Regions from separate parts of the Homo sapiens genome. Here region 2 is linked to region 1. A link is an interaction called in ENCODE POLR2A ChIA-PET data of the cell type or tissue named here. Cell type or tissue: MCF 10A. All regions are shown on one strand. Links, peaks and the distances in the headings refer to the core of each region. The heading gives the core; the rest is flanking DNA. Region 1 overlaps LINC02998 (long intergenic non-protein coding RNA 2998). Region 2 has its middle 65 kb from the start of SNX18.

Evidence for each region. Peaks named below come from ENCODE experiments on the same cell type or tissue, not always from the same donor. Only the 100,000 strongest peaks of a DNase experiment are listed, where the experiment ranks them.
Region 2: POLR2A ChIA-PET joins it to region 1 with 6 read pairs; 2 of 35 experiments call an interaction of 5 or more read pairs at or near these places.

What each region holds. Positions count from the first base shown.
Region 1 is chr5:54,656,167-54,660,558 of GRCh38, reverse strand. It overlaps LINC02998 (long intergenic non-protein coding RNA 2998), which reads left to right. Exons shown (of 3, transcript NR_104658.1): 3 at 99-401. Among named protein-coding and RNA genes, the nearest start is that of LINC02998, 86 kb to the left of the region's middle. In MCF 10A, for the core only: no CTCF peak of the experiment used is centred there; a DNase peak (open chromatin) is centred at 2,348.
Region 2 is chr5:54,580,449-54,584,840 of GRCh38, reverse strand. It overlaps a transcript of SNX18 not described here. Among named protein-coding and RNA genes, the nearest start is that of SNX18, 65 kb to the right of the region's middle. In MCF 10A, for the core only: no CTCF peak of the experiment used is centred there; no DNase peak of the experiment used is centred there.

The DNA.
Region 1 (4,392 bases), core at 103-4,102:
ACAGTGTCATTGAAGATATAATTAGCTCAGTTAAGATGAGGACATACTAATATGTGGTGGGCCCTAATCTAATATGACTGATGCTTTATATAAAACAGGGAAACTTGCAGCTACTTGGGAGGCTAAGGTGGGAAGATCGCTTGAGCCCAGGAGGTCGAGGCTGCGGTGAACCAAGATTGTGACACTGCACTCCAGCCTGGGCAACAGATGCTGTGTGAAGATGAAGGCAGAGATCAGGCTGATGCTTATGGAAAGCCAGAGATTGCCAACAAACCACCAAAAGCTAGGAGAGAGGCCTGGAACAGATTCTCTCTGAGTCCTCAGAAGGAACCAACCCTGCCAACACTGTGATCTTGGACTTCTAAACCCCAGAACTGTGAAATAATAAATGTCTGATGTCTAAGCCAGCCAGTTTGTGGTAGTTTGTTACAGCAGCCCTAGAAACCTAACATATGGTACGTATGGTTTTGTCTTCCCAACCCACTTATTTTTCTGGGAAATCTCTCTCCCTCCCCAACTACTGCAGGAGCAGCCATGTTGATCAACATGGCCACCTGCCACTGGTAGAGTTCATTGAAAGTTGGCATTTGAAACCAGAGAACAAGTCTTCAGTGACTAAAGCTGAAAAGTATGAAACTCAGGAACTGCCAACAACCATGTTTTCTACAGCAAAAAGAAAGCCAGTCTTCGGAAGACAAAGCTGGCATCCAGAGCGGCAGAGGTGAGGCGAGGGGAGAGAGCTGAGAGTTTCCTGCTTCAGCTCCATTGGTGCCCGAGGCCTCAGCTCTATCCAAACTTGGCTGTGACTTGAATTCCAGGACACTAAAGTGGCTGTCCAGTAAATTCTTTTTTTTTTTTCTCAAGCCAATTCATAAACAGTCTGTGGTACTTACAACTCAGACTTCTATTTAACATCTTCTCCATAACTCACTCAGTCTCGTTTTTCATAAGTGGAAGTTTGCTGCTCTAAGTAACTATGTCCTTACCAGACATGGGTGCAGGATCGAGAAAAGAGCATTAATAAAAATTAATGTTAGTCAAGAAATATGGCGGGACGCAGTAGCTCACGCCTGTAATCCAGTACTTTGGGAGGCCAAGGTGGGCAGATTACTTGAGGTCAGGAGTTCGAGACCAGTCTGGCCAACATGGTAAAACCCTGTCTCTACTAAAAATACAAAAAAATTAGCCAGGGGTGGTGGCAGGTGCCTGTAATCCCAGCTACACCAGGAGGCTGAGGCACAAGAATAGCTTGAACCCAGGAAGCAGAGGCTGCAGTAAACTGAGATTGCACCACAGCACTCCAGCCTGGGTGGCAGAGAGAGACTCCATCTCAATTTAAAAAATAAATAAATAAAAAGTTAGTCAAGAAATATATAACAAGTTTTGTTAAGCTTTCTTTCTTAGATGAAACTTTAAACCATCATAAACTACAAGAAATTAGACTGATTTCTTTGCCTTTTAGATTAAAATCCAAAATAATTCATTAGCAAGCAACTTTTATCTTTCCTTAACAGATGGGTATGTTTTTTAACCTCTGAACACACCATAGTTCCTTCATTAAGATAAAGAGTCATTTTGCAGAGTTGATTGGGATATCTATGAAGGAATCATTTCAACGATTATGCTTTCGTTAGCTTTATTTTTATTATTTATTTATTTTATTATTAATTATTATGAGAAATGCAGTCATACTATCGTTAACCAGAGTGGTCTCAAAGTCCTGGCCTTAAACAATCCTCCTGCCTCGGCCTACCAAAGTGCTGGGATTACAGGTGTGATCCACCATGCCCAGCTAGCTTTATTATTAAAGGTTATATTAGTCCTATGATAAGTTTCAAATGCCTGGCATTTTTCCTGAGAAAATAGTTACTATTTAGAATGTTAACAATAAGGAATTTTTCTGTCTGCCCATTACCACATTTTTTTTAAATCTCAGAAAATAAGTACTTAATCTTAATTCAGATTTACACACTTCTTAATGACTTCTGATGTCTAGAGATACAGTCTCAAAGGCTACCAGCTTCATGTCAGAAAAGAACAAGCAAATAAAAGTTGATCCTGGAGACTAGGAAATAAAATTCAGCAATTCTCATGCTATTTTGTATACTAATCAGGGAATGCATTAATTTTCTGTTGCTGCATAATTACAATTTACCCCAGAACTTAATGGCTTAAAGCAGCATTCAGTATTTATGATCTCATATGGTTTCTGTGAGACAGGAATTCGAGAGTGATTCAGATGGGTAGTTCTGGCTCAAAGCTTCACGTGAGGCTGCAGTCAAGATATCAGCCAGGGGTGGAGTCTCCAGAAGGATTGACATGCACTGAGGCCTTCACTTCCAAGGCAGCTTGCTTACTCATTCATATAGCTGGCAAGTTGATGCTGACTGTTGGCAAGAGGCCTCAGTCCCCACCACGTGGACCTTTTCATTGTGCTGCTTGAGTGTCCTCATGACATGACAGCTGGATTCACCCAGAGTAAGTGATCCAAGAGAGAGCAAAGATAGAAGCTGCAATTTTTTAATTACCTAGCCTTGTAATTAGGTGCCACATACTGTCATTTGCACAATATCCTATTGGTTATACAGGTCAGCCATATTCAACATGAGAGGGTGACAATACTGGGAGGTAAAACTCATTAGGGGGTATCTTGGAGGTTTCCTAGTCTTACTCTGGGTATTCATGAGAAAAACATTATTATGTTAAAAAGTATGGAAAATGCTTTTCAAAATTAATACACCTAAGAAAACTTCAACAAAATTCATAATAGAGCCATAAAATTCTAGAATCAGAAAGAAACTTGGTTATCAACCAGTGTAACTTGGTCATGGAGACTGAGTCTCTGAAAGGTGAGAATTTTTTTAACTTTATATAGCAAATTAGTGACTGGATGAGGCTTAGATCCAGGCCTCTTTACTTCTGGTTAGGGCCGGTGGTGAACAGGCTGGCTTGGAAATTAACATCCGTTCCAATCTCCTTATAGTATGGCTTCCTACTGCAGCGGCTGGAGAACCTAAACCATATGATTCGCAAACTCCCTTGCAGCTAGGGTTTTGGATATGATTTGGGTTAAGGCAATCAGACTGCAGAAGTGAGATCTGGAAACTGGAAGTGATATAGCAAATAGGCTACTGGAACTTGTGCCGCTGCTGTTGGCAAAGGTGGTCATTGCAATGTTGGGTTATACTGTGGCAGAGGTAGCAGAGGTTGTGCTGCTTTGGTTACTACTGGCGACAGCCAAGAGGCAGGACTCAGAGGAGTTACTATGGACCTAGCAGGTGTTGTACGGCTTTAAAGGTAATAGTTAAAATTAGCCTGCAGTCCTAGTTAGCTACTTGGGAGACTGAGGTGGGAGAATCTCTTGAGCCCAAGAGTTTGAGGCTGCAGTGAGCTGTGATTTCACCACTGCACACCAGCCTGGGTGACACAGAAAGATGCCATCTCTAAATAAAATAACACATACAAATATAATAAATAAAACATTTTTTAAAAAGTAGGCTGGGTGCAGTGGCTCATGCCTGTAATCCCAGAACTTTGGGAGGCTGAGGTGGGCAAAGAACGAGGTCAGGAGTTCAAGATCAGCCTGGCCAAAATGGTGAAACCCCGTCTCTACTAAAAATACAAAAATTAGCCAGGTGTGGTGATGCATGCCTGTAATCCCAGCTACTCAGGAGGCTGAGGCAGGAGAATCGCTTGAACCCGGGAGGCAGAGGTTGCAGTGAGCTGAGATCGTGCCATTGCACTCCACCCTGGGCAACAGAGCAAGACTCCATCTAAAAATAATAAATAAATAAATAAAAGTAATAGTTGCAGCAACAGTTTCCTGATCTCTGAAGAGCAAATTAGCTAATGTGTTCCTGGAGCCAAGAATTTCAGCAGCGGTCACCACAATCACAAAGGTGGAGAAGGAATAGCTGGCAGCTCCCATGGAGGACTAGCTCTATGCAGCAGTTCTTGGAGTTGTTCCTGGATTCCAAGCCCAGAGCTGTTATTCCAGTCCTTCCAACAATTTTGTAAGCACCTAATTCCCTATATTAAGTCATGTTCTCATGAGACAGCTAGAGTGGTGTCTGTTGTCTGCACCTAAATTCTATTACAGAGCATGCTAATACATAAGAATGAGAAAAGCAGCCTGACCTCTGGAAACTGGCCTGACACTTACAGCTAGGTCTTGTTGTTGTTAGGAACTAGCCTGGCACTTAGAGATGGGTCATAGTGTTCTTCTGTTGAATGTAAACAATTTCTCAGAACATCAGGATCTTCAAGGTCACTCTGTTGACCGTGATAGATCAAGATATAAACAAGACCACTGTGTATCATGTGTGAACACAGACAAAAATATGAACATTGCCCAAACCACAACAAGGACCAAACATCCCCCTGTTCTTACTA
Region 2 (4,392 bases), core at 308-4,307, 76 kb after region 1:
GTCTTGGTACTCCAGGTTTGGTCTTCTTCCAAGACCAGCCATCTGTGTGAGGCAAAGCTATGCCTCCTCATTCTTCTGGTGGTCAAGGATTGCAATACACACACAAACCCCAATCTTAAGGAAAATAAACATTGTGCCTAAATGCCATGTAATCTATAATTATTCCCCTACCTGCATTTAAGCAAGATAGAGACAAATGGTTGTTGTTGTTGTTCATATTTTTTTGTATTCAGAACCATCTCCCATAGGCCTTCAGTGCATAGACACCTGGCTTGTCATTATTAATCTTTTCGAACAACAAGGCCACACTCCACCTATGCAAATACCTGATTGAAACGTTTTTACCTTAGGCCAGATCACACTTTTAGCTGAAGTGTCCTCCCCATTAGTCTCCATAAGCACATTGGGGGTAATATATGAATTTATTATTGCTTTTAACCCAAAGTAAACCCAAGCAGCCATGGGAAGTTCTATTAAAAAGCTACACACTGGTGCCTGGACGCAGTGGCTCACACCTGTAACCCTAGCACTTTTGGAGGCTGAGGCACGCGGACTGCCTGAGCTCAGGAGTTTGAGACCAGCCTGCAACATGGTGAAACCCATCTCTACTAAAATATAAAAAATTAACCAGATGTGCTGGCACATGCCTGTAGTCCCAGCTACTTGAGAGGCTGAGGCAGAATAATTGCTTGAACCCAGGAAGCGGAGGTTACAATGAGCTGAGATTGTGCCACTGCACTCCAGCCTGGGCAACACAGCAAGACTCCGTCTCAAAAAAAAAAAAAAAAAAAAAAGAGCTACACACTGGCAACCCAGAAACAGCCTCCCTCCTGGCCTGAGGAGCCACTGCAAGGCAGTCAGTGTCAAGGGCTCTGCTGTGGCTCGCCAAGCTGCAGCAGGTGTAGCAGCACCATCAGGCTCTGGCAGCAATGTCATTACAGCAGAGGGCATCTGGGGAGCCTGGAACACCCGGCAGGGTGAGAAGATCTAGGACTGACCCTTGAGACCAAATAAGCACTTCTGGGTATCCAGGCTGGACCCTGGAAGGGGGTCCACAAAGAAGGGACAGGATTATGAATTTCCTAATCTGGGAAAATTACATTACTTACATACCCAGCTGGGGAAGTGGGGCATATGGTTCTACATATCTTATTTTATTTCTCCAAAACATGCTAAGTGGTAGGTACTATTTTGATCTTCATTTTATACATAAGGAAGCTAAGCATTGGTAAAATAACTTGTCCAATGCCACACGACTAATAGGTGGGAAAAGTAAAATCTGGGCCCAGGTTTGCTGACCCCAAGGCCTTTGTTCTTAACCAGAATGTCCACTGCCACTCGTGGCTGTCAATAACAAGTGACTGACTTTATCATGACACAGCTTCTCCAGATAGCAAGGCCTGGGTCACACTGAGCCTGAGCTCTTCTTGTAGTGAAGGGAAGACCCAGAGCCAGATCTGAAATGAGCCCAACTTCCATGCTCAATGTTTTCATTCAGTAGGTGTTTGTCAAATACTATGTTCTCAGAAGGAAGCTTGCTTTTAGGAAATAAGAAGTCTAGCAAGGCCAGGCACAGTGGCTCACACCTGTAATCCCAGCACTTTAGGAGGCTGAGGTGGGAGGGTTGCTTGATCCAAGGAGTTCAAGACCAGCCTGAGAAACATAGCTTAAGACCCAATCTTAAACAAACAAACATACAGAGTCTAGTAGGATCCTTGCTTTCTAACATATCTTACCATCTGGTTGGGGAAACAGGAACAGCACATACAATGGTGAATAATACAAGGACATTTCCAATGAAGGACTAAATTGTATAGTACTGTCACTTTTACAGTAGCCCAGAGAAGAGGTGACTATGGGCTATACTGACTCAGGGAAGGTTTTATAAAGAATAAGCAACCTAAACCAAACACCCAAGAATGGGTGGGATTTGATTTAACACACTTACTAACCTTCTCCCCAGAACCAGCTATCATGGTTGGTTTGCTTCTTTTAAAGTCAATGATGGTAAGTTATGTGTTTAACTTTTCTTTTTTTTTCAATTCCGAACAGATTCTAATTTATTTTTCTCTTTGAGACAGGGTCTTACTCTGTTGCCGTAGCTCACTGCAGCCTTGAATTCTTGAGCTCAAGTGATCCTTCAGTCTCAGCCTCCCAAGTAGCTGAGATTACAAGTGCACACCAGCATGCCTGGTTAATGTTTTTTTTGTTGTTGTTTTTTTGTTTTTTGGTTTTTTTTAGTAGAACGGAGGTCTTGGTGCACTATGTTGCCCAGGCTGGTCTTGAACTCCTAGGCTCAAGCTATCCTCATACCTCAGCCTCCCAAAGTGCTGGGGTTACAGGCATGAGCCACCACACCCAGCCCAAACAGATTCTACATTTAGGAAAGAAAAAGATATAAACACAACATTAAAAAACATGTTACAACTGAAAGTATCTAACATTGCATCATGAGCTTTTCTAGTCAATGCTCATGGGATGTCTTATGATTTCCTAAGAGTATTCTGGCCCAGAGACAAATAATTTCAGTTTAGGATACAGGCATCTGCTACCATCTGAGATATTTCAAGAAATATAATAGAGGAAAAAGGAACAAGATGCCTGGTGCCAGGGGCCTATACTAGCCAACCGTAATCTGTTTTTCTCTCTTAATTTCTAACAAAATGACCAGAATCCTTCAAAGGAAAACAGAGTTTTACCCATGAAGTTAGTTTTTCTCCAAAGTTCTCCACTTCTCGTTTCTAGGGAGGATCTGTTCTGTTCCCAGGCCTTGCCAGGGTATAGAGGCGAATTCTCATGGACAACTTGAACACAGTGGCTTTCTTGGCACTCATATTCCAGATGAAACTCTGCAAAGGGCTGAAGTGAATCCCCCAAGCTCAGTCTGGTGAGCAAATCTCAGCTGGGGAGGGGTGCAGGTGTCTCTGATTCTGGGTTTGTCCCCTAACACAGAGGGCTTAGCAACTTCAGATCTAAACTGGCATTGACAATCAGATGTTTTGCTTGCTACATTGCAACAATTCACTGAACAGAGATTAGGTTCAATAAAACCAGCACCACCCACGTGGAGGACTTTGATAAAGAGGATGATTTGAGGGAGGCTCTATCTGGACAAGAAACCCCAGAACTAATCAGTTTCCAGCAAGCCTTGTTAGTCTTTGCTACATTCGCTAAAGGGAAGTATTTCTTTGCTGACTGTTGAATGATGGTAAACACAAAGCTGCAGTGCCCAGAACAAGGGAAGAAGGGAGGGGAAACGTGGGAGCAGGCAGGGGTAGACCCACAGAGAGAGCTGAGCCCAGGGAGAAGTCTGGTGGGAACGCCAGACGTCTATCCTCATTCCCTCCCAAGTGAAACCTAGATGTGGTCATTTTCCTTTTTGCCGGGGGAGTCATATTTTAAAAACCCTCATTTCTGCTTGTGTAGTTCTGGAATCTAAAACCCCAGAGCAATAGCAATCCCATCTAAATTCCTAAAATTCCATTGTTTTCCTAGACAATTGCTTCCTAACTTGTTGCCTCTAGTTTCTTGCTCTCTCTCATCTTTCCCACACAGTGGAACCACATGAATCTTCCCAAATATAACTTGGCATGCAACTATATTTATTCAGGATCTGTTCATGTTACCCCTTGACACAGAGAGGACATGGAAGAGGATCAAAGTAGACTGCAGTCACAGAATTCAAAGGTGCAGCACAACCTGGCCAAGTGGACCTCTCCAATCTCATCTCCTACAGGGAGGGCTCTTTAACTGGCCCTCTGCTTCCTTGCGACCAGGGGTCAGCCTTTGCCCTTTCTCTCTGCTCTTCTAATGCCAATGCTTCCTCAGCATCCTTTTTGAGTCCTACCTCCTCCATGAAGCCCACCGTATTGCCCTTCTCTGAAGAACCCCTGACCCCAGCTTCACGCCACTTCTGACACTCAGTATTCATGAGCAAAGTTTCCCCGAAGCAAAGGTCAAAATTTCTAAGCTGTCTACTACTATGACATGTAACATTAATTTTTTAATTTACCCAAGAAACATACTGTTTTCATCCTGGCAGGAATGCCTCTGTTTATGAGTTCCTTGCCTTCAGAGATTGTGTTTTATTCTTCTCAGAGATTGTCTTGGACAGATGGGTACTTACTATATAGGTTTGATGAATATTTTCAGGAGAAAATGAAAAGGAGGATCCATTTTTCTTTTTCTGCACTAGTCATTTGCAGACAAATCTAGTTTTACACACTTGCAAGGAGTCCTGGAGATGATACAAAACTTGGCTTGAAATCTTAGCACACTCCAGAAAATATATTCCCAGTCTTTAGCTAAATAGAAGATACATGTCTCACCTAGCTACTGAATGAATAAAGTAACTTAGGGCTAGAACTTCTTGGCTGTTAGGAACCTTAAAAT